Regions from separate parts of the Homo sapiens genome. Here region 1 is linked to region 2. A link is a contact called in ENCODE Hi-C or POLR2A ChIA-PET data. All regions are on one chromosome and are shown on one strand. The core of a region is the stretch at or near the end of the contact, and the rest is flanking DNA. Distances in the headings are between cores, read along the strand shown. Region 1 holds the start of MAGEF1 (MAGE family member F1). Region 2 holds the start of YEATS2 (YEATS domain containing 2).

Region 1 (2,968 bases), core at 222-2,721, 1.0 Mb after region 2:
AGCCTTCCTTCCAATGTTGCATAATCTGTTCAAAATCACAGTATAAATACAAAGTTCTTCCATCCATTTTACAAAACCAGCAAAACTCTACAATAAAATCCTACAGGAAAAAGTAGACCAATCTCATTTACAAACAGCATTTTAACAGTAATTATTAAATGTTACAAAACATAAGATACAAAATCTAAATCCTTAAAGTCACACGATTTCTACAGAAATAAGACCCTCGCCCCACCCATATTACTTATGACTCAGGACAGTAGTTCGTCCTCACGGGGACCCACTGGCCAACTTTTCACCAACCCTCACCAGAGGTGGATGCCGGCCCTAGCACTGGCCCTGGCCCTCATACTGGCTTCAGCTCTGGCCTTGGCTCTGGCCCTGTCGGCCTCGTCTGCTAGGGCCTCACGGTACTGCACTGGCCAGTGCTGCGGTTCCTTCTTATGCAGTTTGGCCACGAACCCCAGGACTTCCATCTTGCTGATTTCCAGGTTGCTTCGGGGACCCCAAGAGAATTCATATTCTGGTGGATTGGTGTGAGGCACCCGCCTGTAACTGAGATATCGCTGCTGCACAAAATCTTCCATAATAAGCCTCTTCGGATACCCAAAGAGGAAATGATACTTTGAGGGTTGCACCCCCAACCGACGCAGCATCTCCCAGACCTGGGCCTCCCTGGCGCTATTACCTCTCATATAGATAAGGCCCAGGATCATCATTAACAGACCCAATCTGGGGCCATCTCCTCCCAGATCCTCCTCCTCCTCCTCCTCCAGAGGTTTTAGTTTGTTGATCAGGATGTAAGTGTGGTGCTTGCGGTCAAACTGTTTCAGCTCAAAACCAAAGACATACCGCAGATGCTCTGCGGCCCTTGCGATGATGTCCGGGAACAGAATCTTCAAGTCTCCAATAACGTATTTCACCATCTCCGAGCGTGTGATGGGACTCTTCTTCTTGTCTTTCACCAGGAGGAACTGCACCAACTCCGCCACCGTCCGATTCAGCCGGCGGTAGGCCCTGCGCCTTGCCAAGGCTTTGGCCGCCAAGGCCCTCGCGCCTTTCCGGGTGAGGGCGGGCTCCGCAGCCCCCTCCTCCCTCCCGGCGCCAAGCTCCTCCTTGGGGCGCTCCTGCGAGGCGGTCGGGGCCCGGGTCTCACCATCATGGCCGCCATCCTTCTCCCCCTCGGCCTGCGGGACCGGGAGCCCCCTGCTCTCTGGTGTCTGCAACATGTTTTCGGGCAGGCAGGTGCAGAGCGCGTACACGGGCCGAGGGGTGTGGGAGCCGCCGCGCAAGCCCCGGGGGAGGGGTTGGACAGCGGCAGTGACGGCGGGAGTACAAGGAGCAATGGCAGCGGGAGCTTTGTGGCTGCTGGGCCGCACCGCACGGGAGTCAAACCTGCGGCCGCAACGCCGCCAGCAGCCGGAACCTGCGGCGCGCAGCCTCAGTCCGCGCCCGCGCGAGGGGCCACTTCCGGCCACCTCAGCCAGGACGGCGACCCTAGTGCCGCGCGCAGCCCCTCCTTTTCCGGTCCCTTCTGGGTTGGGGGTGTGCCCAGGCTGCTATAAGTGGAAATGCCCTGGAGGGTGGGGACGGGGGTGCGCCCTGTGACGGATTTTAGGCTTGAAAAGTCGGGGGCGGGGGAATGTAACCAGGACTCTCCCATCCAAGGCATGCAGACTGGGGAATGTTTCGGTGTACAAGAGATGAAATAGGGATGGAGTGCCCCCCACGTTCTTTCTGCAAGTGCCTATTTGTGAGTGTGTGTATCTGGGATTTTCAGTGCTTTACCGGGGCTCTTGTGCAGAGTGCACGGTGAAGGCTGCGAGGTAAGACTGTGCGAACCAATTAGTAAAGGATGCTAGGGAGACTGAAATTTATTCTGGACGTAAAGAGAAAATACTGCAGCGGGATTTAAGCAAGTGAGTGTCCAGACCAGATCTGTGTCTTCGGTTCTGGCGGTATTGTGGAAGATAGATTGGAGTTCGGCCGGCTAAAAGCTAGAATCCAGTTTGGAGGATTATTATAGTGCAAACTAGGAACTGGGACCCGGCCTATTTACTGGGTTGTATCCTCGGTGCCTAGAGCAGTGCCTGACACGGAGAGGAACTCAATAAATATTCAATGGATCATTATGATGAGGGAGTAAGGACAGCAGATTCCATGGGGATAAGAGGAAAATACTGAGAAGTACAGCAGGAATAGGGACTGGTTGGAAGAAAGGGGAAGTTTGTTCTTTTTTTTTTTTTTTTTTGCGCAAGTCAAATTTGACTACTCCCATGTATTTCTTTTCTTTTTCTCTTTTTACACACTCTGAGCTTTCTTCTGCTTCTTGCTCCTTCCTTCCTTCTTTCCTTCCCTCCTTCCTTCCTTCCTCCCTCCCTTCCCTCCTTCCCTTCCTGCCTTCCTTCCTTCCTTCTTTCCTTCCTTCCTTCCTTCCTTCTTTCCTTCCTTCCTTCCTTCCTTCTTCCCTCCCTCCCTCCCTTCCTTCCCTGTCAGAAATGCCCTCTCTATCACCTCCATTTCTCCAAATCCTGTCCACTATTCAGGGCCCAGTTTAAACATCACCTTCCCAAGCCTTCCTTAGTCACCACGCATAGAAGTTATTTACTGTCATCTCTGAATCACCTTAGCAATTGTTAACATCCACATATATAGGCTTTATTAGGTGCCAGGCTCCGTTCTAATCACTTTTCAAATATTAATTCATCAGATTCTCACTAATGTAGGTACTAATACCATCATCCCCATTTTATAGATGATTGTATCTTTTCTGTGACACAGTTTGCTACTTACTAGCTATGTAATCTTGGGCAAGTTACCTAAACTTCTGCCCTTCTGTTACCTTATCAGTAAAATGAGTATAATAGTAGTAACAGCATTGTGGAGATTATGTGAAGTAATGCACATAAGCATTTAACACAGTGCTTGGCACATATTGATATTCAATACATGTTAGCTGTTAATTAAT
Region 2 (3,278 bases), core at 457-2,956:
ATACCTAAATGTGCAAGCTGCAGCGCTCCAGCAGCACTATTGCAGACTCCTCCCAACGCCATGGCCTGCTCCCAAGCCCTACTGTGTGAGCCTTCTCACAGACTTGGACAGCCTTCCAAGCTACACCAAGGGAAGTCAGCTTCTAGCTTTCTTGGCACTTATCTGGGTATTTCTATGCTTTCCACCTCACTGTTAAACCCTAAGAGTAGGGGAACACCAACACACTCATCCTGACCTGTGACCTCACCCCCTTCTCCATGAAATTTGTTTATCTCCCCAGTTCCTATTATCTCTTGAGTCTTAGCTTAAGGTTCAAGGAAGCCTTTCTTAGTTTTTTTTTTTTTTGAGATGGAGTTTCACTTTTGTTGCCCATGTTGGAGTGCAATGGCTCACTGCAACCTCCACCTCCCGAGTTCAAGTGACTGTCCTGCCTCAGCTTCCCAAGTAGTTAGGATTACAGGCATGCCCAAATACACCTGGCTAATTTTTGTATTTTTAGTAGAGACGGGGTTTCACCATGTTGGCCAGGTTGGTCTTGAACTCCTGACCTCAGGTGATCCGCCCGCCTCAGCCTCCCAAAGTGCTGGGATTACAGGCATGAGCCACCGTGCCCAGCCAGGAGGATCTCTCGAGCCCGGAAGTGTGAGACTAGCTGTGGTGATAGTGAGACCTGTCTAAAAAAACCAAAATTAGCCTGGGGGTGGTGGTTCACGCCTGTAATCCCAGCACTTTGGGAGGCTGAGGCGGGTGGATCACCTAAGGTCAGGAGTTCGAGAGCAGCCTGGCCAACATGGTGAAACCCTGTCTCTACTAAAAATACAAAAATCAGCCAGGCGTGGTGGCGCGCGCCTTGTAATCCCAGCTACTTGGGAGGCTGAGGCAGGAGAATCGCTTGAACCCGGGAGGCGGAGGCTGCAGTGAGCCAAGATCATGCCACTGCACTCCAGCCTGGCAACAGAGGGAGACTCTATCTCAAAAAAAAAAAAAAACACAAAAAACAAAACACCACTTATATTTATTATGCGTTGATAAAAACATTAAATACATTAAAAATTTGGTAACATGTATGTAAAGTATAAAAAAAAAAGTGAACTTCCTAAACCCACCACTCAGCTCCAGTAGTAAATCGTTATACAGTGAGAAGGGATTGAAGGGGAACAGAAGTTCCCCAAGACCAGTTGGGAGGCTATTCATAGTCTTGGGCAGAGAGATTACAGGGTCTTGGGTAGGGTGGTAGAGTTACAACGAAAGAGAATGTTGGCCTCAAGTGATATTTAGGTGGAAAACTGGACTTGGATTGTCACTAGCTAGTGTGACTGAGATAAGTCTCAAGCCTTCCCTGCCTCAGTTTCTTCATCTGTAAAATGGGCTAGAAATAACTACTGTTATTTTGTATACCCAGCACTTAGCACATGGGTTGGCACAAAGATGGCACACACAAACATCATAGTCACTATTGTGATTAATAGGGAAGCTCATACACGCCGGCAGAATGAATATTCTGTCAAACTTGGGGTTGAAATTCGCCATCTTCTGGGGCAGGAAAGTGATGGACGACTGTGCCTTTGCAAGAATCGACGCCCACACTGCCCAGGAAGTGCCCTCGCGGGCCGGGGTCCCAGCCCGGACCAGCCCCGCCCCGCCCCGCCCCGCCCTCATCCCTGGGAGCTCCGCCCCGAGGCCGCGCGCGCCGCCGCGCGCGCCCCGACGCGCCCAGCTGCTGACGTGCGGGGCGGAACGCGCCGGGCGGGCTCCACCGCGCCGTGTGCTTCCGCAGGTTGCGGGGGTCGCTGGGGCCTTGTGGCGGGGCAGCTCCGCGGGGCTTCGCCCGCTCTCTCACCTCGCCGTGCTCTCTCGCGGCGGCCGGCGGGGCCCGCGCTGCAGCCGGAGACCCGGAGAAAGGGTGAGTGTTGGCGGGCGCAGGAAGGGACCGGCCGGGAGCGCGCCCCGCTCTCCGGGGCATTGTTTGGGCGGGGGCGGCGCGGGCACGTGCGCGCCCCTCCCCCATCGGCAGGCAGCGCGGCAGCGGGACCCGGTGAGGCCCCGGGGCCGAGGGGAGGGCAGGGAGGATCCCAGGTGCGGGCCGGGGAGCCGCAGAAGCGGGAGCCTGGAATTGGAACGTGAGTTGGGGGCTTCCTCTTCAGCGGGGCGCTGCGCTGAGGGGATACGGGACCCCGAGCCACAGCGGCCGGAGCTTTTAGGATGTTAAGCTCTTGGCCTTGGAGGCAAGATTTGGCCCCAGCACCAGAAAGTCGTGGGTTTACCGAAAGGATCCTGGAATGCCCCTCCAACCTGTCGCCATCCCCACCGGGCCTCCCTGGGATGGAGGGGAGGGGTCAGAGAGGCTTTGGGGGTCCAGGGATGGGGCCGGGGCCAACGCGCCGGAGCTGCGGGCAGTGCGGGGCGGAGTGGAAGCCTCGGAAAGTGAGGACTCCTGCAGGAAAGGCTGGCTTGAAGGGCTGTGGCCAGACTGCAGAAGACAATGAGGTTTTCTCCATCATGAATGTGATTATGTTAAGAAATAGAAACCAGAGGAAGAGAAATGCCATCAGCAATCTTACAGGCCTGACACATCATTTTTTTTTAGTTTGATGTTGGCTAGTATTTTCATCTAAGCATTCAGCAGTTACAGAGTTGACCCACGTTTTCCATTCCCTTTTCTCGCTCACATGTAAAAAATGCGGTATAATATTATATAGAATTCAGCAATATCATTTCCCCTTTCTTAATGAGTAGAGGGTATTCAGCGTAGAAAAATTTAAAAATACAAGCAAAGCCAGAGAAAAATGCCCGCAGTTTTACGATCTAGAGATACTACCCTTGGATGTATATTCCTGTTTGTGTATACTCTTTAAAAGATAGGGCAGATGATGCCCTGATAAGGAGTTTAGTTTTTCCCGGGAAGCCTTTGAAGGTTTTGAGAAGGCGAGTAGCATGATCCGACTGCTATGTAGAGGAAGAGGGCTGGGGAGGAACCTACGAGGTCAGTTACTGTGCTCTTTGCAGTAGCTTGGACTAGGCCCGTGGCAGGGAGATGGGGAAGTATAAACAGATTTTTAAATGTTTTAAGGTAGAATGAACAAGACTTGGATTGGTGAGGGAATGGTGGGAATCTTTGCTTTTTTGATTTTTGTTTTGAGCAACTGAGTAGGTGGTGGTGCTGTTTACTGAGATGAAGAATGGAAGAGAGAAATTTGAGGTGGGAAAAACGAATTCTATTTTAGATGTATTAAATTTTAGATGCATGTTAGTTATGAAGTCGGTGTGTTGAGGCAGTT

The links. Hi-C counts contacts between places; a loop is a spot of excess contacts on that map. ChIA-PET counts read pairs that join two places held with the same protein, here RNA polymerase II (POLR2A). Pooled maps may share reads with other maps.
Region 1: a loop to region 2 is called in a pooled map, with 14 times the contacts of the local background. The contact joins the promoter of MAGEF1 here to the promoter of YEATS2 in region 2. A Hi-C loop is called at or near these places in 4 of 50 pooled maps. POLR2A ChIA-PET finds 5 or more read pairs at or near these places in 2 of 52 experiments (PC-9 and WTC11).

What each region holds. Positions count from the first base shown.
Region 1 is chr3:184,710,593-184,713,560 of GRCh38, forward strand. It overlaps MAGEF1 (MAGE family member F1), which reads right to left and starts at 1,472. Exons shown (of 1, transcript NM_022149.5): 1 at 1-1,472. The coding sequence starts at 1,229. The coding sequence ends at 306. It overlaps LOC107986163 (a long non-coding RNA gene), which reads left to right and starts at 1,651. Exons shown (of 5, transcript NR_160768.1): 1 at 1,651-1,826. RefSeq lists an enhancer at 672-731.
Region 2 is chr3:183,696,091-183,699,368 of GRCh38, forward strand. YEATS2 (YEATS domain containing 2) reads left to right here and starts at 1,707. Exons shown (of 31, transcript NM_018023.5): 1 at 1,707-1,903. RefSeq lists a silencer at 1,612-2,081.